2 separate regions of the Homo sapiens genome follow, and region 2 is linked to region 1. A link is a loop called in an ENCODE intact Hi-C map of the cell type or tissue named here. Cell type or tissue: endothelial cell of umbilical vein. All regions are shown on one strand. Links, peaks and the distances in the headings refer to the core of each region. The heading gives the core; the rest is flanking DNA. Region 1 has its middle 130 kb from the start of RPS29. Region 2 holds the start of LOC107984701 (a long non-coding RNA gene).

Region 1 (16,745 bases), core at 3,991-11,990:
CTGTTTTGGTTACTATTGTTTTGTAGTATATTTTGGAGTCAGGCAGTGTGATGCCTCCAGCTTCATTCTTTTTGCTTAAGATCGCTTTGGCTATTTGGATTCTTTTGTGGTTCCGTATAAATTTTAGGATTGTTTTTTCTATTTCTGTGAAGAATATTGTTGGTATTTTGATAGGGCTTGCATTGAATCTGTAGATGGCTTTGAGTAGTAGGGATGTTAAAAATTTCTCTTTTCCTTTCCTTGCAGTTTATTCATTTATGCCAGGTTCTTTTTCTACTTGTGTTTATGATTTCACTTTGTGCTGAAGTTTTTTCTCAAATTTCTAGTGATCCCTGGTTGTCTATTCCCATTTAAATGTGAGCCACAAAAACAATAAAAAACTGTGACCATAAAGTGGGCTTTTCTGTAGGGGATCAGGTTATAAGCAGGAAAGACTTATTTTCCTTGTTTTCAGGAAAGGCTTAAAGATTAGGGTCTTTTGATCTTTTCTTTGGGCCATTCAGTTTCTCCCCAGAAGGATTTTTCAGCTTCCTGCCATGAGGTGTGTGCTTGGCTGGTGGCATCGTGCACACAGGATGGAGTCTCACTCTTTGATAAGCAGATTTTTATTTAATGCCCGTTTTTTGTTTAGCAACTCACCTTTGCCCTCTATTCTCAGCGCCTCTAGGTTTGGTGATTATAATGCCAATTACGCTGCCTTTCTAAAGTGTATAAGTTGATATTTCTTAGTTCTATTGTAATTTGCCTTACTGGTGATATTTGAGGTTCTATGATTAAGTCAATAGAACTAAGAAAATCAAACATATTTAACATTCTGAGAAGATAGCAAATGTTTTAAAACGTTACATGCAATGAGAAAAATTAATTACAGAGAAAGAAGAAAGAGTTTTCTTTAGGCAAAGACATTTTCAAGGGATTAATTTTTGATCTGATAAATGCACGTGATGAAAATAAGGAAAGGCAAGTTACTAAGCTGCTGTTATATGTGATCTAGAAGACATCAATTCATATGTGGGCAGCCATGACAAAGACACAGCTAATTGATTGAAACAAGATCAGAGGATACAGGCCTGGTGCAGAGGCTCACGCCTGTAATCCCAGCACTTTGTGGGGCGATGTGGGCAGATCACTTGAGGTCAGGAGTTCAAGACCAGCCTGGCCAACATGGCAAAACCCCAGTCTCTACTAAAAATACAAAAATTAGCCAAGCATGGTGGCGCAGACCTCTAATCCCAGCTACTCAAAAAAAAAAAAAAAAAAAAAAGACCAGAGGATACAGCATACAAACACTGACAGATGCACACCCTGAAACCTAGAGGTCAGGAGATGCTTGCAGGAGTAAGCAGAAGTCCTTTCTTAAAGCTAAGGGCAGAGAGAAGTTGCAAGAAAGAGAAAAGTGACTGGCTGCACGTGGTGGCTCATGCCTGTAATCCCAGCACTTTGGGAGGCTGAGGCAGGCAGATCATGAGGTCAGGAGATCGAGACCATCCTGGCTAACATGGTGAAACCCCGTCTCTACTAAAAAAAAAAAAAAAAAAAAAAAAAATTAGCCGGTTGTGGTGGCGGGCACCTGTAGTCCCAGCTCGGGAGGCTGAGGCAGGAGAATGGTGTGAACCTGGGAGGTGGAGCTTGCAGTGAGCCAAGATTGTGCCACTGCACTCCAGCCTGGGCAACAGAGTGAGACTCCGTCTCAGGAAAAAAAAAAAAAAAAAAAAAAAGAGAAAGAGAAAAGTGACAGCATAGAGCATGGTATGACTAATGTAGAAGTAGGAGACTTAGGAGCTGAGATCAAAAGGTGTCAAGTGTCAACAATGGTGTTGATCCATGACCATGAACCATATCTTCCTTGCTAAGGGAACAGCAAGACGACCCTGTCCTGGGACTGTGACGCTTAAAAACTACGCTTTTGTGAGGTCCCATTGTAGGAGGGTTCTTTGTTCCCTTGGGTTGGCCCTGTGGCAAGATTCAGGTCTTTCCAATGTCTGGTGGTGAAGTGAGCCTTTCTTTTCTGCCATTAGGAGCAAATACAAGGCCTTTGTAACTAGAGTGTGGGAAAATATTTCTGCTCTTCTGGATGTTAGCACTTCTGACAGCCTGGCTTTTCTTTCTGGAGACTTAATAGTTGCTTTGTAGTTCTCCCAAAGAATCCCTCTCTCACTTCCTCTACTTCTCTTGCAAGTTAACCTCATTTATTTTCTTTCTTCTAGAGAAGGATGAACCAGTTCCTGGGATTAGGCTCTTCCAAAGCTTTCTCTTTCTCATCCCAATCCTTAGGGTCACTAGTCGGGGGGAGAGTGGGTGAGAAGAGTTTGCTCCACTTTTCATGGGGCACCGTGATTCCCTGGAGCAGGTGCTGATGTGTCCTGGTGGCAGGGAGCAGTGGGACTGTGCCCCCCTGGGCAATTTGCCGGGTAGTCCAAGCAACTTCAGTAAGCATCATCTTTCTTTGAAGTCACCTGTTTTGTTTTTGAAAAAAATTATGCAATTACATTTAAATCTATACTATTTTCTAATTGTTCTAATATTTAAGTATTAGAATTACATAAAGATTAGATAAATAATATGATTTCCCTCAAATCTTCAAGTACCTTTGATGCTTGAGCTTTATGCTATGACCATGAGTCCTCTGTGCCTCTCTTCTGTGAATCTCTGGGGACGATGTATAAACTGGTTTGAGAAGTAAAGAATCAGAAAGGACATAGAACTAGACTTCAGATAATGTGGCTCTATTCCTGTTTCTTCACTCATGGGCCATATGCCTAAGGGTCAACTGCTGGGTCTCTGTTTGGTCATCTGTAAAATGGGGAGGTTGGAATAGATATTCTTATCCCTTATTAGCCTTTTCCCTCCAGAATGACCCAGATTGTGTCTCATCATTCTGCTTCATTTTACACAAAATCATAGCCACCCTGTAATCTCTTTGGGCTTCCTTTTATTTGCAATATGTGTGGCTAAATGATACTAGTCCTTCCTGTGAGGTCGTAGGGAGCCATCAAGAGTAAAAGTTATTGCAAAGCTCATATAAAGAGACAGAATCATATAATGTCATGTTATTTAATTTTATGCCCATTTGGTTCCAGTTCCAACCTTGCATTATTTGTTTTTTAAGACAGTGCAGTGTTATAATCATGGCTCACTGGAGCCTTAACCTCCTGAGCTCAAGTGATCCTCCTACCTCAGCCTCCCTAATAGTTGTGACTACTGGTCTGCGCCACCATGCCTGGCTAATTTTTGTATTTTTGGTAGAGATGAGGTCTCACTATATTACCCAGGCTGGTCTCGAACTCCTGGGCTCAAGCAATGCACCCACCTCGGCCTTCCAAAGTGTTGGGAATACAGGCATGAGTCACTGTGCTTGGCTCAACCTTGCATTTTCATTTAAACCCATACGTGTTTATGTATGATGTGTGTATGAGTGTGTGTGTAATTAGGTTTGTCAAATTATTTTCTTGGCTTAAAGTCTCTTGGAGGCATAATGCTTTAAAAAAGTCAAAACAATTAATTAAAAAGTAGAATTGTTTTGACTAATATCATTAGAGAAGGAATGTTAAGATAAGGTATTATTTTATAAGGTATATAAGGTAAGGCATTTTGAAGACGAGTGTATATATGCCTGAAACATGGCTCTGGGTCTTTTATGTGATCAAAGTTGATACAACATCTCAAAAGATTATATTGGGTTTTAGAGATTTATTTTTCTTTTTTATATAGAACTCACTTATTTTTCAGAGGGACAGAAGTCCTGAGGTAAAGCAATTACTCCTTTTATAAGGTATTATTCCATCTTACATGGGACAATCTATAATTTAGTCATAAGATGTGGATGCCAGCTCCATGGGGAAGGAACTTCGGGGACATCGCAGTTTCAAAATTGGGCACTACGCCAAAGGCCCAGAACCTGCAGAGGAAGATTTTAGCAAACGTCTCTGGCCAAGGAAACACCTTAACTGTCCACAGAGACATTTGGGCCACAGTTTTCAGGGTGTTCTTACCCTCTAAGCTCAGTGGAATGAGCAGAAAATGTGCTTTCTGACAATGTGGCTGTTCTCTGGGAGTTTATCAAGGGACAGTGCTGCCTGAACCAGCACACTCTGTAGTCCCATTTCCTGCCATTTCCTGCAGGGGTCCCCAGTCTTTAGCCAGGTTGAAGAATTTGCAATTCCCTAAACAATACCATTGGGTACTCTCATGTTCCTTTCTTCTTTGCCCAGCTGGTGGAATCCCACTTATCATTCAGTGTATGCTTGGGCAGGCTCCTCTGGGGAACTTCTCGCCTGGGGGCTTCTCTGCCCCAAGGAGAGTGAGATGTTCACCTGCCACTGCTAACATCCTCACACATCACTCTTCTCATTTGGATTGTGATTTTAGGATATTGTCTGTTCTGCTGCTAGACTGGGTACTCTAGGAATGGAGGGACTGGACAGATTCATTTTTGTGTCTCCAGGCTGGTCCAAGATGAGTAAATAAATGTTCAAACAACTAGTGAATGTTCCGCTTACTTAGGTTTGTGCTCTCTCTAGATTATTTTGCCTTTAGCCTCTCCAAACCAACCAGATAGGCTTCATGTGGTAGTGGTTTGAGTGCGTGTACTATAAAGCATCTGCTACTTACTAGCCATGTGACTGTTTTAAGCCTCAGTTTCCTCATCTGCGCAATGGGGATAATAATGGTACTTACCTCATAGAGTTGTTACGAGGATGACATGAGTTAGTTTTTGTAATCCTGAAGGTGTATTTTAAATAAATAAAATAATTTTGGGGAGTGTGAATCAACACAATAGACAGAAAGGTGATAACTATGGGTCCAGTCCACAGATTGTATAGACAATGATATTGCCAAAGGATACCATGCAAATTTATGTCCTATATAATGATGGCTAGTGGTAAGTCCAGAATAGCTCATTGTAGGAGTGAACAGTTCTTTATTATCAATAGAAAAACACCACAAACCTTCAGCTCAGGAAAATAAAACTTAAGTTTAGTGCCCTCTTCACTTATTTTTTAACCTTAAACTTTGTAGTTCTCATTTGATCATATCACTACCCTGTTTGAAACTTGATCTTCCTTTTGTCCCAAACCCCTCAGTGTGGTTTCCAAGGCCCTCTGTGACACCCCTGCCCTCTACACCTGCATCTTGACACCATTCCCTTTATCTTTACTGTTCCAGTATGAAGTTTCAGATGTGAACTCTTCTCCATTCCCAAACTTGCAGGGCTCTCTCCGGACTTTCTTCAGTGCTTTCTTTTCTTTCTGTCTGCATAAACATCCCTCCTCAGTGCTCTGCTTTGCAATTCAATTTAAGCACCACCTCTTCTGGCAAGTAGTTTAGGGGTCCTTTGCCACCTGCTCCCCTAGCATACTGGGCTCCCCTTATCAAGCCATTGACCACACTTTAGGGTGTTTTACTGCTTAATTGTCAGCCTTCCCCACTGGATTATAAACTCCAAAGGGCAGGAACCAAGTCCGTTGTGCTTACTCCTGTATCCCTAGTATCTTGAACAAGGCCCAGCATTCTGTTGGCACTCAATAAATACTTATTGAATGAGTGTTTAATTTTAGAAATCAGAAACTTTGAATTCTAGCCCAACCTAGATTTCAACGGGCTGGGTGTCTTTCCCCAAGTCCTCCAGCTTGTTGCAACGAGATTGTCCATTAAGACTGAGAGAATCTGGCTTGAACTTCCACATCCCATTTACAGTGGGTGATCTACTCTTTGGAGATTATTGAAGAATGTTTCCATTACTTCCCAGCATCTCTGCTGATCTTTTACTTCCTGTTCCTGCTGGCCCTTTTCTATGCTGCAGCTCTTTGCTGGACACCATCCCAATTCCTTTATTACCCAAAGTGTCCCATCTCAAGGCTCTGTGTGTCATGGAGTGGTTACTTAGCAGTGCAGCACAATAAGCAGCTTAAAATAAACTATGACAAGTGGAGTGAGGTGGGGGAGAAGTGGGGATGGTTAATGGGTACAAAAAGTAGTTAGAAAGAATGAATAACAACTAGTATTTGATACCGCAACAGAGTGACTATAGTCAATAATAATTTAATTATACATTTTAAAATAACTAAAAGAGTAGAATTGGGTTGTTTGTAACACAAAGGATAAATGCTTGAGGCGATGGATGCCCCATTTATCCTGATGTGATTATTACACACTATATGCCTGTATCAAAGATCCCATATGCCCCATAAATATATACACACCTGCTATGTGCCCACACAAATTAAAAATTAAAAAAACCTATGACACATCCCTTTTTTCAATGGTCCTGTGTCTATTCTTACCGATAAGATTTTTCTTGTTCATCTTTTGAATTTGGGTGACAGGTTCCTGTGATGATTCTGGAACTCCCTTTGTCTTTTCTGCTCCTAAATCCTGAAATTCCCAGTAATTTGTTGTGCAGACCCACCTTAGCTGTTTTATTATCTGGCTATTTACTCATCCAGGCTCTGTCCCTATGATTTTTGTCATAATCAAACATGTTTGTAATCACAAAGGCAGCATAGAGTCGTGTTAAGAGGATATGCACTCGAGCCATACGACATGGTTCTACATGGAGTCTCCACCCTCCCTGGCTGCGTGGCTTTTCCATGTTACTTAACTTCTACCTGCCTCAAGTTCCTCATTTGTAAGATGGCCATTGTAGTGATGCAAAAATGGTAATTGTACTGAGTATCAAGTGGGTTAATATAGGTAAAATACTTAGGAAATTGCCTGGCACACAGTAGGCACCCACTGAATATTAACCATTCTTATTATTAAGGTGTACTTAAGATGAAGACAGCTTTCTCCTTGAGAGAAATTCTTCAAAAATCGATTTAAGTAATAGTTCATTTTTTCCCATTACACTAATTCCAAGTCACCTATTGGCTTTCTAAGATGTGTCTCTAACTATTGTCAGCATAAAGGACCTGGCTAAGAAGCCATCTCAGGAGCAGACTGGACTTAGTGCTTGGTTCCACCTGGTTTCCCTATATGATCTTGGGAAATTTATACCTTTTTTAAAAAATAAAATTTATTGTGTATATTTAAGAGGTTATAACATGATATTATAGGATATAGATAAATAGTAAAAAGATTACTTAGTGAAACAAGTTAATATGTACATCATTACACATAGTTACCCATTTTTAAATTCTTGTGGCAAGAGAAGCTGAAATCTACTCATTTAGCAGAAACCCATATATAGTACAGTTAACTTCTTTAAGATGGTTTCTTCGTCTTTACAGTAGGGACAACACTGCCCCCTAGAGTTTGTGTGTGTGTGAGTATTAAATGAGCTAATGGATGTAAAGCGTTAGTATGGTGTCTGGCATGTAATAAGCACATCATAACTATAAGGGTTTGTTACTATTATATTAGTTTTGCTTTTGCATTTTTTAAATAATCAAGAGCTACAGAATGTGCTTCTGGAAGGCTGAAGGATTAAGTAGCACCTCACTTCATTGCATGTTGTGTGAGATATCTTGTTGATTTAGAAGAGGTTTGAAGTTCAATGAAGCCCTTATAGTAGTGGCAAGGAAAGAGGCATGACATACTTTTTGTGAAAAGATGGTGAAATGGTCCCACCTGGTATTTCCAATATGGGTGGAATTAGAAACTATTTAACAGAAAGCTTCTCTTTTCTCAAGGGGCCACAGCTTCTGCCTAGAGCTTTCTACTCCTTTTGGCTAGTAGTACAGGGATGGATGTAGCTTACTATCCAGCAGGGAGACTGACTGAGTGATACCCTAATGGAGCCACTGGCAAAGGATAAACCAAGATAGAAACAAAGCCGCCTTCCAAATAATGCTCAGTGCCTTTCTTGATAGTTTCCATAATAATTCATTCCCATTAGAAGTACTTTAGACTGTGTTAAAGCTATTTACATTGTAATTTCAGAGCAGACTGTAAACTTAAAAGAACACACACAGTTTCTTAACAGTTCAAAAAAAATGAAAAGAAATATAAGATTTGACATTCAAAATCCAAATTCCAAAACCAGTGAGATGATGAAAAACTGTTCTGCATTTCACTTGAACACAAGGCAACATATTTCAGAAAAAAATGCACACTTTAAATAATGATTCCTGTGCTGATTGTATAAACATATATATCAAAGAGGGTAGAGAATCAAAGATACAAAGGAAGAAAGGACCCTTTAAGAATTGGCTGATGTCGAATTTAGTTTGAATTTTCAGCTAAGATGTGTAAAAAAAGTTTGAACAGTTATTTCTTGTTCAGGTGGCAGTTAAGTTATATGACAAAACATTAGAAGAACAGTGTATCTACTGCAAAAAGCAAGTGCCTAATATGTTATTCAGTGGCACCGATTCTTCTGTATCTGGGCCAAGGGAAAAAAAAGTCTGGGTTAGTTAAATGAAGTCTCTTGCCAAGAGTTTTAAGACACAAATTTTACTAGGTAATAAAATTTATATAGCTATACCATATGGGCACTTTGCAGGCAATCTGTAGTTCAGGCTTACGGCAGAATTTTTTTTTTCTTTTAACAAACATTCTCACAATCAGATTTTTTAATAGTTTTAATTGGAATAGCTTTGGCTTCTAGCAATTTCTTCCTCTGTCAGTAACTACCTCAAGCAGCTTTGGACTACAGGGGGAAGAAGTACAAGGAATAAATAGAACCACATCCTTTATTCTGCTGCCAGATGGTCTCTCTAGCCTGCCCTAAGCTAGAGGAAAGGTCTTCCTTCTCCCCACTCAATCCCCTAGCATCAAGGGGCCCCCTGGTCAACTCAGGACTATTTTTGGGTACAGAACCAAAATTTTCCTGCATTTTCTGTGGTATTGGATGTAGTGCTGAACTTTGGCTTAGCAGGAGATAGTGACCAAAGCTTCAAACCTCAAAACTATGATTTATAAATGGAAAATGATGGAAAGGATCTTAGTGATTATCAGTTCCATGATCTCAATATACAAATAAGAAACCTAAAGCCCAGAAAGTTGAAGTGACTTACTCAAGTTACCTGATGGGTTAGGGTGGGTTGAGAACCAGTGTCTTCTCTGCCTTCAGCTTCCTGCCATTATGGAGGCACCGTGTCCTGTTGTTGGGCTTGTATCTCCTTGAGCTCATCCTGTGATGAAGAGTGGCTACATTGCTTGACACATGGTGGGCTTTATGCAGTCAGTATCCAGTATGCAGTCTCCAGATGTAGGCCCAGGTTCTGGGTAGGTGTGGCCTGAATGTTGTCAGTTACCCACTTCTATAAATATCCCAGTCACATCTACCCACTGATAGCCTCATGGTCCTGGTGGCCCTCCTCACATGTACTAATCCGTGGAATTCTGTAACAGACCTTAGCACCTCCTCATGTCAATAACAGCTTAAGGATTCCCTGGGACATGTAGGATGAAGCTTTATCAATTAAGTTTATTGACTTTTTACCTCTCTTGTTAATCTCTCAAACATAGAGCATGAGCAAGCCACATGTTTGCAACCCCCTTTTAAGTTTTCTGTTTTATTTATTGATTTATTTTTTATTTATTTTTTTCAGGCTAATCGATATTTGGTTCAAAGAGTAGAGATGACTCTAGGTCTTCCTAACAATCACACATGACTCTTCTGCTTACATTCAACTTTCTTTGGTCCTCCACAAAGAGTCCCACTAGAAGCATCCTATTTTGTCTTCCCTCATCCTGCTGGAGATCCTTCATCCTACCTTTGTGATGATACTGAGGTTTTTCTTTTAACTCTATTACTCCTTTCTTTCTCCACATAAATCATGTTTTACATAAACTCCACTTTAACTCTCAGAGAAAAATCAGAAGACTTGTGAAATGCATTTATTTGCATAACAATTCTATAAAATTGACCATTACTATCTCCATTTTATTGATGAGGAAACTGAGAAGTAAGAGATTAATAGCTACTAAGTGGCAGATGTGGGGTTTAGGACCTAGGCTTTTAAGTAGTACAGTATACCAGTCTGTATTAGTCTGTTTTCACACTGCTATGAAGAACTACCTGAGACTGGGTAATTTATAAAGAAAAGAGGTTTATTTGACTCACAGGTCCACATGGCTGGGGAGGCCTCAGGAAACACAATTATGGTGAAGGGGAAGCAAGCACTTTCTTCACAAGGTGGCAGGAGAGGCGGTGGGTGGGAAGTGCCACACTTTAAAAACCATCAGATCTTGTGAGAACTCATTATCATGAGAACAGCATGGGGGAACCCGCCAGCCCCACGATCCAATCACCTCCCACCAGGTCCCTCCCTTGACATGTGGGTATTACAATTCTAGATGAGATTTGAGTGGGGACACGGAGCCAAACCATACCACAGTCCCACCTACCTTAGACTGGTTTCAGCATTTTGAGTCTTGATTTTGAAGTTAAGCACAAAAGTCTGCCATTTCCCATGACTCTTAGTACCACAGCCAAGCCAGGAACACCAAGGAAGCTGGAATTACTCCTGAATTTAAATTCTCATATCTTTAAAATCTCGTATATATTTTTCATCTTTCCTTTGCATTCTCATTTTTTTTCTTTTGTTCCTTAGCTCATGTCCCTTTCTCTATCTTCAAACCAGATGTTTGCAAATCATGTTGCAAATATCTTTGGTACTGAACTATACTAGGACTATTATTATTATTTTGGTTCCTCTGATTCCATGGTCTGTTGGATACATATGGTCTTCACATAGAGAGGGGGGGATGGAGAGGGAGCCCAGCAAAAGTCAGAAGACCTTAATATTCCATTTCACTTATGGCTACCTCTGCTTACGATGGGAAGCATCCCATATTCAAGTTTCAATGACAATGTGGGAAAAAATGGTTGTCTTAGTCTGTTTCGTGATGCTATAACAGAATACCTGAGACTGAGTAATTTATAAAGAACAAAAATTTATTCTTTCACAGTTCTGGAGGCTGGGAAATCCAGATCATGGTGCCAGCATCTGGTGTTGGTGTTGGCCTTCTTACTGCATCTTCCCATAGTGGAAGGCAGAAGGGCAAGGGAGGGGCGAACACTGTGCCCTCATATCACAGAAGAGCAGAAGTGAGTGGATCTACTCCTACAAGCCCTTTTAATAATGGCAATAATCCTTTCATGAGGGCAGAACCTTCATGACATAAACACCTTCCAAAAGACCCCACCTCTTACCACTGTTGCACTGAGGAGTAAGTTTCTAATACAGACATTTTGGAGGGGACACATGCAAACCATAACAATGGTTTTCTTTAACATAATCTTCAAGAACAGATTTTGTATAATTTGGAAGTAGTATTTTCTAGCACAGAAGTAGCGAATGTTTTCCATTTGTATCTATTGTTTTAATTTTTAGTGAATCTGAATATTGTATGGTTCATCTTTGATTTAAAAATTTGCCTTAAAGGGGCTTTACATATTGAAGGAGACAAATTAATGTAGAATATGGTGGTGCATCTTCCTAATTTTTAAAGATGAGCACCTGTAGCAAGACTTTTGCGTGGCTTTGAGTGTGTGAAGTTGTGCACTAGGTATTTTTAGATATAGAAATACTATAGTTTTGGGGACATTTTATTGGCTTTAGGAATAGTAAAACAGAAAGTTTGGAACTTGAAATGTTTGATGAGTGTCTGAGTCTTACACTAGCTATGATCAGAGAAATTTATTTCAATTTGGTTTAAGAGAAGTCAGATGGACTGAGTAGAAGTTTCTTCTGACGTTTGTGTGTCAATAAAAATTCAGCTTCCTGAGACAATACAGGCACTGCCAAACTACCATTTTATCCTAGATAAATGGAGTAAGCAAGCAATCAAATAGTACTGATGTTGAATTCTCCAGATGCGCATAGAGTCTGATTTGTCTGGTGCATGTTCTGATTATATTTAGTCAAAACTCCCCAGAAGGCACCTTTCTATTTTGCCCAAGTTTAATGAGAATGCTTGGCTGTACTTGTTGCGGGAATGCATTAATTTACTTCGAATGGCAATTAGAGAGATCTATCACTATTATCATCATGGGCTCTGTCATCTGTCAATTTGCCAAACATGAAAAAGTAAAATGTGACGGTTGCACAGTTTATAACGGAAAAAATTGAATTCTCCTCAAATTTGTAACATTTTAATCTATATCATGAAACCTCAGGGGGAACTACTACTTGCAATTCTGTGAATTCAATTGGTTTTTGAGAACAAATGCAACCAGAAATTTTCACATCATATAGTCAATTATGTAGAAACTTCACTGAATCTAAACTCTGTAGCTGCTTCTGTTTACTCCTTTATCAAGCAAGCACACAATTTTAGAAATTTACAATATATGCTAATAATTTGATTAAGGAATTTTCTAGAAAGGAAGATCTATCACACAACAGTGTTTAAAAGAATAAACCTCAAGCTTACATAAATTGTGTAAGGCTGGGCTTGAGTTTGTACCATTTTGAAGAAATGAATAAACCCAGCCTCCAGGCGCTTTTATCTAACCTATGTTGACTATCTCTGTGAGGTTGGACTTTAGTCTTTTCAGCCTCTTAATTTTTCCTGTTCCACGTCAGCACCTTCCTTTCCTCCATCCAAAGCTGGGGCAGATCTAATACCAATCAATCACATATGTTTGGTCACTATCTTTTCATTGTGGTGCCATTTCAACTAGGCATTTATATGTCAAGGCTTTTCTTTTCTAATTGGGGAATCCTCTGCCTCCTACTTCAGCCAGATTTCTGACAAAGAATTGTGCTTAGGAGCTTACTCCCTTCATTAAGAGAAGCAATACTATTCTACCACACTAGGCCATCAAATTGTGTAGTAATTTGATGCCCCTAGCAAAACAGTATTAGCCCATCTATTGCCTTCCTAGTAATGGTTACAATGTCTCCAAATAAAGGAATAGAGACTCTCTCTCTCTCTCTTTTTTTTTGAGATGGAATCTCGCTCTGTCGCACAGGCTGGAGTGCAATGGCACCAACTTGGCTCACTGCAACCTCCACTTCCTAGGTTCAAGCAATTCTCCTGCCTCAACCTCCTGAGTAGCTGGGATTACAGGCGCCCGCCGCCATGCCCAGCTAATTTTTGTATTTTTAGTAGAGGCAGGGTTTCACCACATTGGCCAGGCTGGTCTCGAACTCCTGACCTCAGGTGATCACCTTCCTTGGCCTCCCAAATTGCTGGGATTACAGGTGTAAGCCACGAAGGCTGGCCTAGAGACTCTCTTTTTATGGGGATTGATTGGTAGTGGCTTAATATTTCTTAATGATCATATAATTCATATATAATCCATAAACCAATATATTGTCTTTTTATAACTCCCAACCCTTATTGTGTGTTTCTTAGGAATTTCTAACTACTAGACATTCATTTACTTATACATTTGTGCTACTGAATACGAGCAAGTGAACAGTATATGCAAAAAGAGCTGCAATTACAACCCAGTCCATGCTCAATGGCTACCCTCTTGCTTGCTCAGAGAACCTTGCATTCTGATTCGCTTTGAAGTCAAAGGGTTAGTTCTGAGTCGATGTATTCATTTTCTATTACTGTGGCAACAAATGATTACAAACTTAGACTAAACAATGTAAATTTTTTATCTTTAAGTAGTTTGGAAGTTCAACATGGATTTCACTGGAGTAAGATCAAGGAACAGTACGGGCTGCATTCCTTTTTGGGGGTTCTAGGGCAGAATCTGTTTCCTTGCTTTTTTTCAGCTTCTAAAGTCTAACTGTATTCTTTAGTTCCTGTCCCTTTCTCCATCTTTAAAGCCAACAATGGCAGGTCAAGTCCTCACTTTGCATCTCTGTGACCTCTCTTCTGTCATTGCCTCTCTCTCTTTCTCTTACCATAGCTGGGAAAGTTCTCCACTTTTAAGGACTTGTGTGATTAGACTGAGCCCTCCACATCTCAAGGTCCTTGACCTTACTAATTTTTTTTTTTTGCCATGTAAGGTAACATATGTACAGGTTTTAAGAAATAGAATGTGGACATCTTTGGGGCCATTATTTTGCTTACCATAGTAGGGTGGGAGAGGTTATTCAACCCTTATAAAATCTTTTCAAGTACATTTAAAATAAAATAAAAAGTGCTATTTATGAAAGTAGTCTCATTATTTAATAAATAAAAGATGAAGCTACACTCTTTGCTAATTTACTGAAGGGCATGTTAACAGATCTATTCAATGTAGCATTTGGCTCCTAGAGGGCCAAATGCTTTCCATTAGTACAACAGAAACTTACTGAGAGACTAAAATATTAATAACCATAGATTCAGTAAATGGGGAATAAAACAAGATCCACAGGCATGCAAAATTCCAGGAAAATGCAAACTAGTGTTCTATATTGTATTTTGTTTCTTAAAAGACAAAACCCAAATGACTTAACTGAACACAGAAAATTTCACCCGGGGCCGGGTGGCTCACGCCTGTAATCCCAGAACACTGGGAGGCCGAGGTGGGCGGATCACGAGGTCAGGAGATCGAGACCATCCTGGCTAACACGGTGAAACCCCGTCTCTACAAAAAAATACAAAAAAATTAGCCGGGCATGGTGGGAGGCACCTGTAGTCCCAGCTACTCGGGAGGCTGAGGCAGGAGAATGGTGTGAACCTGGGAGGCGGAGCTTGCAGTGAGCCGAGATTGTGCCACTGCGCTCCAGCCTGGGCGACAGAGCTAGACTCCGTCTCAAGAAAAAAAAAAAAAAAAAGGAAAATTTCACCCGGACAAAGACAAGTTTCCATTATTCCAGCACACCTCCCTACATGCTCTCTTTCTCTATATAATTTACTTTCTGGGTGAATCTTGGTCAAAATGGAAGATAGTGGAATGCTTTATTATCCTGCAACAAGCTGGATGAGAATATCTTTTAAATTACGGTTTCCTGATTGGTACACAAGAAAAATGTCTAAAACATTCTGAAAAGTTAAAGAATTTCTAGTGCAGAGATGACAATAATGGAATGTGGATAAGTGAGGTTTTGACCCTGAAAAGGGAATGGGGGATGGAACAGCACTATGGTGTATGTGACTGAGGTGTCAGGCTTAACATGGACCCTCACTTCCTTTTGTTTCAAGTGTAATTTCAGAAGGAGCCCCTGTGCTTTCCTGGTTGTAGGTAGGGATAGGAGTGGAGTAAAGGGGGAAACAAAAAAGCAAATTGAAATGTGAAGATGGGTGAGGAGGAAGGGAAGAGAACACAGATTCTTGCAAACACGCTTGTATGGCCATTTAGGAGAAGGGAGAAAAAGTTCAATCTTGAATTTTAATGAAAATAGTTAATGATAAGAACCACAATGCATTATAAAATGACAAGCACTGTGTTAAGTATGTTACTTGTTTGGCCCGTTCAGTTCTCTACCTTGCGTGAGGTAGGTATTATTCTGATTCCCATTTTATAGATGAGGAAATTGAGATGGAGAAATTGAAGTTGCTCCAGGTCACATGGCTATTGGCACCAGAATTTTAAATTCCATTTGGTCTGTTTCTTGTTCCCTGCCACTCCCAGAATGGTCTGGATCAGGTGGGGAGACAGCATCTCAGGGACAAATGTCTGCCACCTGACTGGCCTCCCAGCGTTGTCCTGAGGGATGGTGCTGTCCTGGAGTTGCTCTGATGTGGCCACTCTTGGGAATTGCTGTCCCTGAAGTGGACTGACTGTTGGTGTGTGTCGATGTTTGGGTGTGAGGACCGATGTGTGCAAAGCACAAGCTTGGGGGTGGGGAGCTGGAGGAGAGCCTTTCCCTATCCGGTTCACCAAGGAAACTGGGCCTTCCCTGTCTGCTTTCAGCTATAGAGGTCCTAGGGCATCTTAGGGGAACAGGGCCTGCAGTGGCTGAGTGGGTGTGACTATGCTTCTTTCATGCCAGGTTCTCAAGCTGGCTCCACATCCCAGGCCCAATGCACAATTCCTGGGAGAGAGGCTGAGAGTCTTCCCCACTTGGCGTTGGACTATTCCCCCCACCATGGTGGGGAGCATCAGGCTCAGTGCTTAAAATGGTGCCATCCCTGCTCATGCAGAGATAGCATGCTGCATGTTAAAATATACACAGAGCAAGGTGCATGCATTTATTAGACTTTTCCTCTTCACAAAAATAAAGAGGAATTGTGGAACCCAAATGAACCTATTGGATTCTGAGTGTATTTACTAAGCCAACAAATGTTAATTCATTGATTCAAAGCATATTCTTTGGCAAGTACCATTTTCAATCCTTTGAGAGACAGCACGAGTGGCACATAGTAGCCATGAGGTGAATGTGAGACGAAGCCACATAAGAAAGTACAGGACATGGTTTCCGCAAACCTCAAATCCCAGGTGGAGGAAATGATATACACGTGAAATCAAAGAGAAACATTGTATTTTTAAGTGGGGCAAACGCTGGAGGAGACATAACATTGTGGAGTAGCATCCCTCAGCAGAGATTTAGTGAGTGTAGGTTAAATCTTGAGGAACACTTGGAAGGAACTGTAGAAATACATTGGGAGAGATTAGGAGGGGCCCATTCTAGGCAGAGGTTTCTGTGAAGGTGTGGGAATGAAAATGACCTGTGGCAGGAAGAACAGTAGGAACTACAGAGGAATGCAGCAGTTCCGAAGCTGCTGGAGGGCTGGCGTGCAGAGCTGATGGGGCACAACCTCCCAAACAAGGGCGGCTCCTGTGGACTAGGAGAGGGTGTCGTTGGACCTAGTCAGGATAGGGCTGTCTCACAGATGGCCTTGGGTAGTATTGGGAAGGAACAGATTCAGTAAGACACTCAGTGTACGCTTGTTTGAATTGGAGACAAATCTAAAAGCAGTATATAGAATGAATCAAGAATTTTAAATCTGTAGCTCTTATTTGAAAA
Region 2 (16,745 bases), core at 5,672-13,671, 91 kb before region 1:
CTGCACATGTGTGTTAGTCCATTTTCATGCTGCTGATAAAAGCATACCTGAGACTGGGCACTTTACAAAAGAGGTTTATGATGGACTTACAGTTCCATATGGCTGGGGAAGCCTCACAATCATGGCAGAAAGCAAGGAGGAGCAAGTTGCATTTACTTAGATAGCACCAGGCAAAGAGAGAGCTTGTGCAGGGAGACTCCAGTTTTTAAAACCAACAGATCTCATGGGACTTATTCACTATCACGAGAACAGCATGGGAAAAACCTGCCCTCATGATTCAATTACTTCCCACCAGGTCCCTCCCACAACACATGGGAACTCAAGATGAGATTTGGGTGGGGACACAGTCAAACCATATCAACAGGTATCCCGGAACTTAAAAAAAAAAAAAAAAGAGGGGTGGGAGAGTGGGGAGGGAAAGCATTAAGAGATATACCTAAGGTAAATGACGAGTTAATGGGTGCAGCACACCAACATGGCACATGTATACATATGTAACAAACCTGCAGGTTGTGCACATGTACCCTAGAACTTAAAGTATAATAATTAAAAAAAAAAGAGGAAAAAAAAAAGAATCCTGGAAGAAAAGCTTGGAAACACCATTCTGGACATCAGCCTTGGGAAATAATTTATGACTAAGTTCTCAAAAGCAATTGCAACAAAACCAAAAATAGACAAGTTGGCCAAATTAAACTAAATAGTTTCTGCACAGCAAAAGAAACTACCAATAGAGTAAATAAACCACCTACAGAATGGGAGAAAGTATTCACAACTATGCATCTGACAAATTTCTAATATCCAGAGTCTATAAGAAACCTAAACAATTGAATAAGCAAAAACCAAATAACCCCATTAGGCTGGGTGCCGTGGCTCATGCCTGTAATCCCAGCACTTTGGGAGGCCGAGGCAGGCGGATCACGAGGTCAGGAGATCGAGACCATCCTGGCTAATAAGGTGAAACCCCATCTCTACCATAAATACAAAAAGAAATTAGCCGGGCATGGTGGCGGGCGCCTGTAGTCCCGGCTACTCGGGAGGCTGAGGCAGGAGAACGGCGTGAACCCGGGAGGCGGAGATTGCAATGAGCCGAGATCGCGCCACTGCACTCCAGCCTGGGCGACAGAGTGAGACTCCGTCTCAAACAAAACAAAACAAAACAAAACAAAACAAAACAAAACAAAACAAAACCCCAAAACCAAATAACCCCATTAAAAAGTGGGCAAAGACATGAACAAACACTTCTCAAAGGAAGACTTACAAATGGCCAACAAACATATGAGAAAATGCTCCACATCACTAACCATCAGTGAAATGTAAATTAAAACCACAGAGATACCATCTCACACAAGTTAGAATGGCTATTATTAAAAAGTCAAAAACTAGCAGATACTGGTGAGGCTGCAGAGAAAAGAGAACGCTTATGCACTGTTGGTGGAAATGTAAATTAGTTCATCCACTGTGGAAAGCAGTTTGGAGATTTTTCAAAGAACTTAAGACAGAACTACAAATCGACCCAGCAATTCCATTACTGGATATATATCCAAAAGAAAACAAATCTTTCTACTAAAAAGACATGCACTCACATGTTCATCACAACGCTATTCACAGTAATAGCAAAGACATGGAATCAACCTAGGTGTTCATCTACACTGGATTGGGTAAAAAAAAAAAAAAGTGGTGCTTATACACCATGGAATACTATGCAGCCATAAAAAGGAATGAAATCATGTCCTTTGTACAGCATCATGGATGCAGCTGGAGGCAGTTATCCTAAGCAAATTAATGGAGAAAGAGAAAACCAAATACTACGTGTTCTCACTTACGAGTGGGAGCTAAACATTGGGTACTCATGGACATAAAGATGGCAAGAATAGACACTGGGAACCATTAAAGAGGGAAGGGAAGGAGGGGGGCAAGGGTTGAAAAACTAACTATTGGGTATTATGCTTAGTACCTGGGTGATGAGGTCATTCATAACCCAAACCTCAGCATTACCCAATATACCCAGGTAACAAACCTGCATATGTATTTTCTGAATGTAAAAGTCTGAAAAAATAAAAAAGAGATTCTTTAATTTCCCACATTCTAAAAGATATTCACCTGTATTTAATACTTAGAGTGTTCAAGTTTGTTTTTGATACTTAAATTTTGACTTCATCTGGAGTTTATTTTTATATATATTTGTAGTTATTCATATGAAAGTAGTCGTTCATATGAAAAGAGATGAAACACCATATATGAATATATGATATATATACCATTTATATATGGTTCTTTTTATTTTATTAAATAGTTCTTTTTGTTTTATTAAATAGTCTCTTTTCTTCCTATTCATGTGTCAAAATAATTACTGAAATGTGGAAATAGCAGAAAGAGATTACTGGGTATCCTTCAAGTGAGGTTCTGGGCTTGACTCTGTAATGGTTGAGCAATTTACAACTCTGTAGGAACAGAGATTAACTTAAATATTTTTTTTCTACTAGAGATGTAAATCATTTCTATCCAATAGAACAAATACTCTTAGAGAAATAGGAACTGGTTTTCCATAAACCTGAAACTACCTAAAATTTCTTTTTTTACATTGCCTCTATACACATCTAACTCATTAAATGTTCTTTGGGCTAATTTTAGCATCTGACAGATTTCCTCATTAATCAATGAATTGAATAAAATCTTTTGCATGAAATAATTTTTTTAATCCATTAGAAAATTATACTTTAACAAATCTAATATGCAACCTCTCTCATATACCGAAGTTTCAAACGTGCTTGGGTCTGTTTCTGAGCTCTATTTTCTATTTTAGTGGTCAATTAGTCTATTTTTGATCATACTGTTATAATTGCTACAGCTTCACAATAAGTCCTCACATTTGGTAGGGCAAGTCTCCCCCTGCCTTTTCTTATTCAGAAATATTCTGGCTATTCTAAAATCTTTACTTTTCCATATACATTTAAAAATCAGCTAGTTAAGTTCAATGAAAAATCCCGTTGGGATTTTGTTTGGAATTTCATTGAATCTGTGTATCAGTTTTGGGAAAATTAATATCTTTATGATAGTCTTCCTATCAGCAAATATATATACATCTAATTTGGATCTTTTTTCATGTCTCTTAATAAGTTTTTATTTTTCCCTGTAGTGTTCTTGTACATCTTTCATTAGAATGAATCTTAGGTACTTGATTTTCTCTAATTCTATTTTAAATGGTGTATTTCTTCAAATTACATTTTCCAGTTTGTTGTTGGATATAGAAAAGAAATACAATTTTTGCATTAAAATCTTATACGTAATCACCTGGCAAACCCTCCGGTTACTACTTATTTTAATGTAGTATGATTTATCAATATTTATGGTTTAAAAAAACTTATTTAAAAAATATTTTCTTCATTAAAGATCATGAGAATGTTTTTCTGTATTATCTTCTGGAAGTTTTGTTGTTGCTATGGTCTCAATATTTGTTCCCAGTCCCCTCTAGCCCCCATCTGTGTGTTGAAACCTAATCCGCAGTGTGATACAGTGTGACAGTATTAAGATGTGGGGCATTTGAGAGGTCATAAGGTCGTGGGATTAGTGCCTATGTTGGTCTGTTTTGTGTTGCTATAACAGAATGCCATAGACTGGGTAATTTATGATGAACACAAGTTTATTTGGCTCACAGTCCCCAAGGCTGAGAAGTCTAAGACCATGGCACCAGCATATAGCATGGGCCTTTGCACTGCGTCATCCCATGCTGGAAGGACAAGAGAGGGTGTGAGCAAGAAAGCAAGAGAGGGCTAGCCTTGCTTTCATAACAAACTCACTCCCTTGATAATGACATTAATCCATTCATGAGTGCAGAGCCCTCATGACCTAATCACTTCTTATTAGGCCCCACCTCCCAATACTTGTTACATTGGGGATTAACTTTCCAACCCTTAAACTTAGGGAACACATTCAAATTATTGCAGTGCCCTTATAAAAGAGGCTCCGGAGGCTGGCCCTTAGGAATGGGGCAGGGGAGGTGTGGGCCTCAAAATGTAATTAAAAGGCTTTGATCACAAAGTCTTCAGCCTCAACTCCTATCCTATTTACTACTGGAAGATAGTATAGTTATATGTTTGTTTGTTTGTTTGTTTGGATATGGAGTCTTGCTCTGTCGCCAGGCTGGAGTGCAGTGGCGCGATCTCGGCTCACTGCAACCTCCACCTCCTGGGTTCAAGCGATTCTCCTGCTTCAGCCTCCCGAGTAGCTGGGACTACAGGCGTGCACCAGCATGCCCAGCTAATTTTTGTATTTTTAGTAGAGACAGGTTTCACCATGTTGGCCAGGATAGTCTTGATCTCTAGACCTCATGATCCACCCGTCTTGGCCTTCCAAAGTGCTGGGATTATAGGTGGGAGCCACTGCGCCCGGCCAGTTATATGTTTTATATAAAATAAGTGTAGAATATAATAACAATAATAACTACCATTTATTGAGGATTTACTATGCATCTGTTCCTGCCAAAGACTTTAAAATTCTCACAAAACCTCTGCGAGGGAATTATTATTAGTTTCATTTAACACATAAGGAAATTTGGGATCCAGAGAAGTTAGGTCAATTACTTCTACAGTGCTACAATAAAAGGTAGAGTTGGGCTTTGAATTCAGGCTGTCTGACTTCAAAGTTCAAGGTCTTAATTACACTGCCTGTAACAATGCACAAAGGGATGTTAAATAAATTGAGTATTTTTTTTCTGAATTTTGTCTCAGTTTTTGGGAAACTCTGGTTACTGTATTGTTGTATGAATGGTCATGGTCATGTCTTTGTTAAGTAAGGAGTATGCTTTTGGAATATTCTTATTTAAGGTAAAGGGAAGTAATCATTGTGCTTAGTACATTGTCTACAATGTGATATTTGAGGTTCCTGACTCTTCTGGGAAAAGCCATGATTCATCCAAGCTGGTTTAATTAGAAAACTGGGAAATCAAAGGGATCCCTGAGCCTAGATGTGACCCCTTCAATGACACTCAGGCTATGAGGCTCAGACCTGAGGCTGAAAGCCTGGCTGGATTGCCGTGTCGCCCCCTCTTTTATTTATTTATTTGTTTGTTTGTTTATTTTATTTTATTTTGAGATGGAATCTCACTCTGTCTCCCAGGCCGGAGTGCGGCGTTGTGATCTTGGCTCACTGCTACCTCTGCCTCCCAAGTTCAAGGGATTCTCCTGCCTCCGGGCCCTGAGTAGCTGGGATTACAGGCATGCACCACCACGCCTGGCTAGTTTTTGTATTTTTATGGTGGAGACGAGATTTCTCCATATTGGCCAGGCTGGTCTCAAACTCCTGACCTCAGGTGATCTGCCCGCCTCACCCTCCCAAAGTGCTGGGATTACAGGCATGAACCACTGTGCCTGGCCTGTTTGTTTATTAAGACAGGGTCTCACTCTGTGGTCCAGGCTGGAGTGCAGTGGCAAGATCATGGCTCACTGCAACCTCAACCTCCCAGACTCATGTGATCCTCCTACCTCAGCCTCTCAAGTAGCTGGAACTATAGGTGTGCATCACTACATTTGATTAATTAATTAATTAATTATTTAAATTTTTTATAGAGACAGCATTTTGTAGAGATGTTGCCAGGGCTGGTCTCAAACTCCTGGGCCAAGAGATCCCCCCGCCTCGGCCTCCCATTGTATTGAAATTACAGGTGTGAGCCACTGCACTTGGCTGTCCCTTCTCTTAAACTGAGTCTGGGGACTTTAGAGAAACCCAGTGGAATATCTAGCCCTTTGTTCTCTTGCTACCTGATTTCCACTCCTCTCCTAAGCTGGCTGGTAAGAAAATAAGGTCTCTTAGAGGATAATTTAAAAAAAAATGGGGCTGGGTGTGGTGGCTCACACCTGTAACCCCAGCACTTTGGGAGGCTGAGGCTGGCAGATCACGAGGTCAGGAGATTGAGACCATCCTGGCTAACACAGTGAAACCCCATCTCTACTAAAAATACAAAAAAATTGGCCAGGTGTGGTGGTGGGTGCCTGTAGTCCCAGCTACTCGGGAGGCTGAGGCAGGAGAGTGGCGTGAACCTGGGAGGCAGAGCTTGCAGTGAGCCGAGATAGCACTACTGCACTACTGCTCTCCAGCCTGGGTGACAGAGCGAGACTCCGTCTCAAAAAAAAAAAAAAAAAAGGTAAATTCGTGACTTTCTTACAGGCATAACTCATTAATTGATGAGGGAACCGGAAAGATTTGACAGCTATTTCAAAGAGGAACTTGAAAGAGTAGAAACAAAAATAGGCGGTGAAATAAATTTACAAATGAATGTAAAACTGGTTTTTCCTACTGACAAAGATTCTTTATTTGACCAAACTTTAGTCAGGTTCTTGAAACTTCTCCTAGGCCTATTTATGCACCTGTAAAATCCAATTTTAGCAAGAACTCTGGTAAGACATTTTAACGAAAACCCCCTACTCTCAATGTCTGATCATCTTTGACCTTTGATCCTCCATCATCCCCCAGGTGATGTCTGATCACCCTGGCCTGTCTTCAGCAAGACTCCTGTTAGGTGGGTTTATGCAGAATCTCCTTTACCCTTGATGTTTCCTCCTAGTAATTTTCCATCCACTGACCTCCACCCTGGTTCTTGGCTGTAAATTTTCACTTGCCCATGCTGTATTTGGAGTTGGGCACAATCTCTCTCCCTCATTACAAAATCCTGTTTTAGTGGTCCCTATACTTATCTCAATGGTTCTGAATAAAGTGTGCCTTACCATGCTTTAACAAGTATCATTGAATAATTTTTTCTTTCTTTCTTTTTTTTTTTTTTTTTTTCTGTTGAGATGGAGTCTTGCTCTGTTACCCAGGCTGGAGTGCAGTGGCACGATCTCGACTCACTGCAAACTTTGCCTCCCGAGTTCAAGTGATTCTTCTGCCTCAGCCCCCTGAGTAGCAGGGATTACAGGCACCCACTATCACACTTAGCTAATTTTTGTTTTTTTAGTAGACAAGGGGTTTGCCAAGTTGACCAGGCTGGTCTTGAGCCCCTGACCTCAGGGGATCTGCCCGCCTCAGCCTCCCAAAGTGTTGGGATTACAGGCATGAGCCACTGTGTCTGGCCATAATTTTTTCTTTCTTTTTTTTTTTTTCTGAGACAGAGTCTCCCTCTGTCACCCAGGCTGAAGTGCAGTGGCACGATCTTGGCTCACTGCAAGCTCCGCCTCCTGGGTTCATGCCATTCTCCTGCCTCAGCCTCCCAAGTAGCTGGGACTACAGGCGCCCGCCACCATGCTGGGCTAATTTTTTGTATTTTTAGTAGAGACGGGGTTTAACCGTGTTAGCCGGGATGGTCTCGATCTCCTGACCTCGTGATCTGGCCCCCTCGGCCTCCCAAAGTGCTGGGGTTACAGGCGTGAGCCACTGCACCCAGCCTGTAATTTTTTCTTTAACACTACAGGTGGAGGGAAATCAGTGTTTCCTCCAAGCAGTCAGAATCTACTTGCATGTCTGTAGACAAGAATTTTTGCTTTGCTATCAGTTATTTACAGAGTTATGAGTAGGCCAGAGATAATAAAACCTAATAGTGAAGCAGCATCATCCATCTGGGGTAATACCTGAAGTACCTCATGCCAAGGAAATCAAGGATGCAGACACACAAAGAGTGAGTTTAAGAGTGGAAGTTTAATAGGCAAAAGAGAAAAGCTCCCTCATGCAGAGGGAGGCGGTTCTGAGTGGATGTCCTGGTTTGTAGTAAGAGGTGGTTGGTTTTATAGATGAGTTTGAAGAGATGGTGTCTAATTTACATAGGGTGCAAAGGATTGGTTGGACCAGGTGTGCCATTTACATTGTGCCCTAATCTTTCACCACCCTAATCCTTTATTATGCAGATAGGTTCTCTACCTGGCCAGCACCATGTTGCCTGCTTCTTTACTGCATACATAGTGACAAAGAAAAGGGAAGATGGAGCCTCCGTGTTGAACATACCTGGCTTCCAGGTATCCCTTTTCTATTTGCACAGCTGCCGGCATTTACCTATGCAGCTTCCAGCTTGCTTACCTGTCTGCAGCTTGATTTTTCAGGCTGCTGTTTGTTAGAAAAGAAATGATTTTGGGGCTGATTTTTATTAAAAGGCAAATCTTGCTGAGGACTCTCTTACCCTCACTATCTGCCTAAATAATTTTTTTCTAGCTCCTGTATCAATAGAATCAGATAAGCCAGGAGAGAGTACTAGAAACAATACATTTTTTTTCCCATTGAAATGTTGATTTAAAAAAACCAAACTCTGGAAAATATTTAAAGAGGTTTATTGTGAGCCAATATGAGTGACCATGGCCCAGGAACAGCCTTAAGAGGTTCTGAGAAAGTTTGCCCAGAATGGTTGGGTTACAGGTTGGTTTTATACATTTGAAGGAGAAAGAAATTATAGCTGAAATTATAAATCAATACATGCAGTGTGTACATTGGTTCAGCACACAGAGGTGAGATATCTTGAAGAGGAGGAACTTACAGATCATAGTTGGATTCAAAGATTTTCTAATTGGCAATTGGTTGAAGAATTAAGCTTTGTCTAAAGACTATAGAAAGAAATGCTTTAGTTAAGATAAAGGGGGTTTAGGGGACTAGGTTCTTTTTATTTTCTTTTCATGACTCAGCAGAAGAGACCAAGGTTCCTGCTATGTAGATGAAGCCTCCAGGTAACAGCCTTCAGAGAGAATAGACAGTAAATGTCTCTTTTTGAATCATGAAAGGTGTCAGACTCTTAGTTAATCTCTTCTATATCCAGGAAAGGCCTGACTATATTAATAAAGATTCTCTAAGATGCAAATTTCCCCTATGAAAGACAGCTTTTCAGGGCCATTTCAAAATATGTCAAATAAATATATTTGGGGGTAACATATTTTCATTTTCTTCAGGGTCTGCTCTCTGTCATGTGATGCTATACCAGAGTCAGGTTGGAATTTGGTATCTTATTGCCACAAAGAGTCTGTTTTGTCAGTCTTATGATCACTGTTTTAATGTTAATGCTTGTCAGTTGTGCCTAAACTCCAAAAGGGAGGAGGGTGTAATGAGGCATATCTAACCTCCTTTCTGGTCATGGCTGGGAGGTCAGGTTTTCAGGTTTCTCTGTGGCTCCCTTGACTCAGACGGAGTCTGTTCAGTTGGTGCAGGGGCTTAGGATTTCATTTTTTGTTTACAGAAAATGCTCAGCTATCTTTTTGGTTCATTCTTCCCATCTGAGTATTAACGACGCCTGACCCTGCTTATCTTCTGAGATCAGATGAGATTGGTGTGTTCAGGATGGTATGGCTGTAGACTTTTTGGTCCATTTCTTTTTTTTTTTTTTTTTTGAGACAGAGTCTCGCTCGTCGCCCAGGCTGGAGTGCAGTGGCGCAATCTCGGCTCACTGCAAGCTCTGCCTCCCAGGTTCATACCATTCTCCTGCCTCAGCCTCCTGAGTAGCTGGGACTACAGGCACCCGCCACTGCGCCTGTCTAATTTTTTGTATTTTTAGTACAGACGGGGTTTCACCGTGTTAGCCAGGATGGTCTCGATCTGCTGACCTCGTGATCCACCTGCCTCGGCCTCCCAAAGTGCTGGGATTACAGGCGTGAGCCACTGCGCCCAGCCTGTCCATTTCTAGGTCTTTCACATTTTTTTCTGACAAATCACATTGTATATCTGATCACTTTATAATTGTTTCTTGCATTACAATTGCTCACTGAAAACTGCTGATGGCATAGGAAGCATACCTTTTTCCTACTCATTTTAAACTGAAAACATCTTAGAATTAGGTGTCTTAACAGAAAGAAATGTGTGTGTGTGTGTGTGTGTGTGTATGTGTGTGTGTTGTGTAGTGGGGCCACTCTGGAAAAACACAGTAGAACACCAAGACCTCCAGGGCAACCGAGTACAAATCCTTTAATCACAAAGGAGCAATTTCATAGGAAAAGATTCAGGTCCCATGTGGTATGAGAATAACCTTGTCTCTATTTGCCACTCATGTGTTCACACTCTGCTGGCAACAGAGTCCCCTACCCTGAGGGAGATGAGGACATTTATTTCCAGATATTGATGACTCTAATCAAGGACAGCGTTTGTTTTTTTAAAAATTTAGTTGGAGGGATCTCACTATGTTGCCCAGGCTGGGCTCAAACTCTTGGACTCAAATGATCCTCCCATCTTAGCCTCCTGAGTAGCTTGGACTACAGATGTGCACCACCATGGCCGGCTCTAAGGACTGTGATTTCATATGGTCTCAAACCCAGGTTCAGGCCAAAAATAGAGATTTTTCTTCATTTCCTAAGGGATATGTTACTATTGTCTAGGAACAATAATAATTTTTAGTAGAGATGGGTTTACCTTGCTCAGCAGGCTGGTCTTGAACTTTTGGCCTCAAGTGATCTGCCGCCTCAGCCCCCCAAAGTGCTAGGATTACGGGCATGGGCCACTGCACTTAACCCTGGAACAGTAATATTTCTATAATAAACACTATTCTGGGTAACTTAAGGGTATGTCCCATGACATACACAGACGACTAGAAAAAGCTTTCTCTTTTCATCTAAATTGATAAGATTTAGTCAAACGACAGATGGATGAATGCTCAGTGATTTATCTGTTGGCCTTTCACGTTAACTTTACACAGTTTAAGTCCAAAATCTGCATTCCAGATACTTGAAAAGAAAGAACACTGTTCAGTTGACCTTTATTTAACAAGAAGAAATTTCAGCTGGCTCAGGGGTTTCTTACAACGTTGTAGATTGACATTTCATACAAGGAGGAGACATGATGATTACTGTTATTGTCGTGTGTGTGTGTGTGTGTGTGTGTGATCATTGAACATTTAAGTAATCTAAACCAAGGCATTTTAAACCAAAGCAGTGCTTATCCCTAATATACCCCAGGAGTATCTCATGAACAGCTATATAGGCTTAGGAAGCTAGATGGCAGAGTAATCACACAGTTAAAAGGCTTTATATGCAGTTGCAGGGAAAAACTAAGCTTTTCTTCAATTAAAAAAAAGAAGACATTCCTGCTTACCTGTCTGAATGGTAAAAAAAGGTAGTCTAATATGATGATTTAAAAGGAACAATTTTTAAGGTTAAAAAATCAGAAAAATTTCCCTTATGTCAGAGATTTGATAATAATAACCAACTTCATGCATTAGCGTTCTTTAAAAGAGTAATGGAGTGCATTTAGAGGCGTGGACTTGGCAGCAGCCTGAATGAGTAGTCTCTCTTAAACCTTTCTAATGATTAGCCTGTTACTTAAGTTTCTACCTATTATATTTCTTTCTTTTCTTTGCGGCTCTCATCTGTAAAGTATGTATCAATACTTTACATTATGATGATCAGGAATAAATCCAAATGACTTGAAAGTACCTAAGATAATTGATGAAAAGGTTATGCAACCAGGGGGAAAATATAATAAGTTAATAGGTACCTAGAGATCAGGAGTTTGAACTACCAAGCTTCAGATTCTCAGTCCTGTGACCTTGGCCAGGTTGTGTAACTTCTTAAATCACTGCTTTTTTTATTAGTAAAAATGAGGATCATAATAGTACCATGTCATAGACTTGTCATGGTTATTGTGAAGATTGACCACCATTATGTTGTAATATAATAAGAAATATATATTTAGTCTCTGCCATTTGATCCCGGCACACAGCTCCTAAATCCCTTGAAATCCCTTAAGTGGTAAGTGTCTTTTTGTATGCTAATGACATGACTGGTGGCCCGGGCTCTCAGCCTTAGGAGTGGGGGTGCTGGTTGCCAGGGATACCAACCATGTGATTAGAGCCTTGGGGCTTTCAACCTCACCCCTCAACTTTTAGATAGGGGAAAGAAGCTGAAGGTTAGGTTGATCTTCACTGGTCAATGATTCAATGAATCGTGCCTATGCAATGAAGCCTTCATAAAAACCCAGAATGACTCAGCTTGGGGAGCTTCTGGATAGCTGAACATGTGCAGATGCCTGAAGCCTGGCTCGCCCAAAAGGGCATGAAAGCTCTACGCCCCTCCCCTGCACCTTGACCAATTCATCTCTTCCATCCAGCAGTCCATCTGTATCCTTTGAATATCCTTTATAATAAGTGGGTAAATGTAAGTAAGGTGTTTCTTTGAGTTCTGTGAGCTGCTGTAGCAAATTAATCGAACCCTGGGAGGAAGTCATGGGAACCCTGATTTACAGCCTTTTGGGCAGAAGCACAGGTCACAACCTGGGGCCTGCAATTGGCATCTGAAGTGGGAGGCAGTCTTGTGAGAGGAGCCCTTAACCTGTGGGGCCTGATGCTATCTCCAGGTTGATAGCATCAGAGTTGAATTGAATTAAAGGGCATTTATTTGGTGTCTGCTGGAACACTGATTGCTTGATGTGTGGGAAGAAATCCCCAAACACCTGGTGTCAGAATGTTTTGTTGAGTCTATGAGAAAAGGAAAAACACTTCTTTTTTTTTTCTCTATCTCTAAGAACCACAGTTCCTGGTGTGTAGAGAATAGTCTGTACGTGATAGTTATTGCTACTACTGCATTTTGTTTATGTAACTTTGCACTTAAGTATACACATTTCTTTAAATCCTCACAACATTTTATCAGGTAAGTATTATTGTCTTCATTTACCTATGGTTGAGACTAGGTCAGACGGGTCATCAGCTTGAAGTGGGAGCCTGGAACTCATCCAGACCCAACTCCATGTCCAGAGCTCTTCCCAGCCACCATTCTGCTTTCCAAAAACAAGAAAAACTGCAAATGAAGAACCTTGGGTTCTTTTTGAAATGCAAGCAATTCTAAACTCTCCAAGAAGTAAAACCTCTTAAGGCAAGACAAGGTAGAAAAAGATGTCCACTAGCAAACCATTCAGAGAGCTGGGGGTCTGTAGGATTAGGGAATACTTATGATTCAGGTGCACAGTATGAACTGCCTGGAGGAGTGGGCAGAGCGTGGCTCAGTCCAGGATCTTGGTGAGCCTGCTATAAGGTCTTTGAAGGCAGATATCATCATCTTTGTACTCCCTGTCTTACTGCTTGGCACAGTAGGTGCCTCATAAGTGTTTGTTGACCTGTACGTACTAATACCCTATGAAAAAACTTCTATTATAATAACTATGTTGGGATGGTGTAAAAATTACTAATGTGAGAGTGTATTAGTCTGTTTTCACACTGCTGATAAAGACATACTTGAGACTGGGCAATTTACAAAAGAAAGAGGTTTATTGGACTTATAGTTCCACATGGCTGGGGAAGCTTCACAATCATTGTGGAAGTCAAGGAGCAGCAAGTCATGCCTTACATGGATGGCAGCAGGCCAAAAGAGAGCTTGTGCAGGAAAACTCCCCCTTATAATAACCATCAGATTTTGTGAGACTTACTATCACAAGAATAGCTTGGGAAAGACCTGCCTCCATGATTCAGTTGCCTTTCACTGGGTCCCTCCCACAACACGTGGGAATTCAAGATGAGATTTGGGTGGGGACACAGCCAAACCATATCAGGGAGTATTCACGGACATTGCATCCCCTATCCTGGAGCCCATTGAAAGAATTCTGCAGGGGCCAGCCCTAGTTTCCTATTGCCTTCTCTGCTGGTAAGTTTTCCTCTCTCTCTCTCTCTCTCTCTTTCTCTCTCTGTGTGTGTGTGTGTGTGTGTTGGACAGTTATAAATTAGACCCCCGTATTTTTCTGCTCAGGCTGCCATAACAGAATACTACAGACAGAGTAGCTTAAACAATAGAAGTTTATTTTCTTATAGTTCTGGAGGCTACCAGTCTAATATCAATGTGCTGGTCGAGTTGGTTTCTGGTGAGAGTTCTCTTCCTGGCTTGCAGATGGCTGCCTTCTCGTTGTGTCCTCATAGTGCCTTTGTGTACATGTATTTCCAGTGTCTCTTCCTTTACTTTTTTTTTTTTTTGAGACAGAGTCTTGCTCTGTCACCTAGGCTAGAGTGCAGTGGTGTGATCTTGGTTCACTGCAACCTCTGCCTCCCGGGCTCAAGCTATTCTCATGCCTCAGCCTCCTGAGTAGCTGGGACTACAGGCATGTGCCACCACGCCTAAGTTTTGTATTTTTAATAGAGATAGCTTTCACCATGTTGGCCAGCCTGTTCTCGAACTCCTGACCTCAGGTGATCTGCCTGCCTTAGCCTCCCAGAGTGCTGGGATTACAGGCATGAGCCACCATGCCTGATCTTCTCTTTCTTTCTTTTTTGAGACGGAGTCTTACTCTGTCGCCCAGGCTGGAGTGCAGTGGCACGATGTCAGCTCACTGCAAGCTCCGCTTCCCGGGCCATTCTCCTGCCTCAGCCTCCCGAGTAGCTGGGACTACAGGCGCCTGCCACCACGCCTGGCTAATTTTTTGTATTTTAAGTAGAGATGGGGTTTCACCATGTTAGCCAGGATGGTCTTTATCTCCTGACCTCGTGATCTGCCTGCCTCGGCCTCCCAAAGTACTGGGATTACAGGTGTGAGCCACTGTTTCTGGCCCTTTTTTTTTTTTTTAAATAAGGACACAAGTTCTATTGAATTAAGCCTCCTTCCTTACAACCTTATTTAATCTTAATTACCTCCTTAAAAGCCCTATCTCCAAATACAGTCACATGGGGGGTTAAGGCTTTAATATGTGGATGGTGGAGGGGGAGCACAGTTCAGTCCATATCAACTCCCTTCAATGCTAATTGACATGTGTGGAGAAAATCTCTTCAAAAATTATTCTGACTACTAACCACTGTACTTTGACTGTGGCACAGTTCCAGGGCAGGCCCATGTGGTTTGCTAGTGCTCACCTTTTTCTACCTTGTCTAGCCTTAAGATGTTTCACTTCTTGGAGGGTTTAGAGTTGCTTGCAGTTCAAGTCTATACCTTACTAGAGTCACAAAGTGTCCTAAGTAGCAGAGCTGCCTTTGTGCATACCAGCACAGCTGGAGAAAGCTATCCTGGAACACAAATTCTCTTTGGCTTTGAAGTTAACAGTTGGTTGACTCACTTTGGAGTCTCATCCTTCACTGGTGTTTTTGATTCCCTCATACCCAAATAAAACCCAGAAAGGGTGGTTTGGCACGGTCTGCATTTGTTGATTGTTTAGTCAATATGTGAACTGCATTTACCTTTTAAACCTCAGTCTCTAATTGCAGGAAAAAAGGCTTTTTAAGAATCAGCAAGTTGGTGGGGAGAGATTTCTTTGGGTAGGGATCCTTGCAATCATCCTAGGCCCCCTTTAATATTGGCCTTGGGAATAGCCCTGATTTAGTCTCTTTGGATAGGGCCAGGAGGAGAGGCGAAGGAGTATGTGGTCTTTCCAGAGGGCGTCCTCAGTTTGTAGGGGCTGCTGAAATCTATTCCTGGGTCCTGGGAAGCCCTGCCCTGGCACCTATGATGTGGTGGGACATCTCTTTCTCCTGACTGCCCCTTCTTGCTGTCTATTGCTGGCCCTCCTTTTCAACTTTACTAACCTTGCCCCAGGTTTTATCTGTTTTAAAGATCAAGACTTCCAGGTGTACATTTTGCAATTTCCAGCCAGATGATCTTAATTAGAAGCTAATGACTTTTATCTGATTACCTTTTAACTGTAGAATCTTCTCACTACCACTCCAGAACACAAGTCTATATCTCTTTTATTATTTCCATTTCTGATGATTTTACTGACAAAGCAGTGTTGGAACTGTATCCTCTTATCAGTTGGACCATCTCTAGAAAACACAAAGGGAGCTGCAAGGAAATCCTGGCCCACTGCTGGACTCTAAATGTGGCTGACACTGATCCGTTCAGTGTTAATCATTGGCGTATCCTTATATTGTTTCAAAATTCAGCATCCACGTGACTGGGCCTATATAAAGGTAAAGTACTTTTTGGTAAAGTACTTATAACAAGTCACAAAATCAGCAAATAAAGCTTGCTCAGTCTAAATGGCATCACGTGTAGAAAGGTAATGAACAGCACTAAGAAGAACACGACAAGTAAATGAGTGGTTAAGACAAGGCCTATGAGAGCTCTAATGAGGAAGACCTCATTGTAGGCTGATGTGGCAAGAAGAGCTTTGCAGAGGGGTGGGCCCTAATGGGCCTATTAGGATCAGCAGGAAGAAAGGGAATGAGAACTTTGAAAGAGGAAAGGAATGTGGCAGCAGGAGGCCAGGATAGCTTGAGAGGAGAACTGAAACCTTGTGAACAGTAATGATCACTGGTTAGTTAACATTTATGGAGCCATTTTCTGTGCCTGGCACATTTTTTGGCACTCTATATACGGGTCCTATTTGACACATACCTGTGACCTTGGGAGGCAGACATTATCCTCATGAGACAACTGGAGCCCAGAAAGTTTAGGTCACTTGCCCAGGGTGACTCATTCTATTCTCAGGCCCATGTTCTTTTTCTTTCTCTTTTTTTTTGAGATGGAGTCTCAGTCTATTGCCCAGGCTGGAGTGCAATGGTGTGATCTTGGCTCACTGCAACCTCCGCCTCCCGGGTTTAAGTGATTCTCCTACCTCAGCCTCCCGAGTAGCTGGGATTACAGGTGTGCACCACCACACCCGGCTAATTTTTGTATTTTTAGTGGTGATGGGGTTTCACCACATTAGCCAGGCTGATCTTGCACTCCTGACCTTGTTATCTGCCTGCCTCGGCCTGACCTGAAGCCTATGTTCTTAATCACCAACTGCCTCCCTGTGGGAAAGCGGTGTAGGCCAACTTGGTAGGAGATAAGATCTCCTGGAATTTAAAACACTGGAGAATTTGGTGCCTTAGGAAAGCGAGAAAGTGTTGGTCAGAATGTAAGTATCCCTGGGCTATAGGCAGTCCTGGACTGCACTGGCCCAGG

What was found. A loop is a pair of places that touch in the nucleus more often than their neighbours do. Peaks named below come from ENCODE experiments on the same cell type or tissue, not always from the same donor. Only the 100,000 strongest peaks of a DNase experiment are listed, where the experiment ranks them.
Region 2: it touches region 1 in a loop (13-fold over the local background); 12 of 110 quality-filtered maps call a loop at or near these places.

The regions. Positions count from the first base shown.
Region 1 is chr14:49,452,488-49,469,232 of GRCh38, reverse strand. No RefSeq gene overlaps it. Among named protein-coding and RNA genes, the nearest start is that of RPS29, 130 kb to the left of the region's middle. RefSeq lists an enhancer at 419-920. In endothelial cell of umbilical vein, for the core only: a CTCF peak has its summit at 7,241 (motif pointing left); a DNase peak (open chromatin) is centred at 7,232; H3K27me3 peaks cover 534 bases.
Region 2 is chr14:49,545,148-49,561,892 of GRCh38, reverse strand. It overlaps LOC107984701 (a long non-coding RNA gene), which reads left to right and starts at 11,242. Exons shown (of 3, transcript XR_007064154.1): 1 at 11,242-12,044. It also overlaps the pseudogene RNA5SP384. RefSeq lists an enhancer at 7,499-8,084. In endothelial cell of umbilical vein, for the core only: no CTCF peak of the experiment used is centred there; no DNase peak of the experiment used is centred there; H3K27me3 peaks cover 177 bases.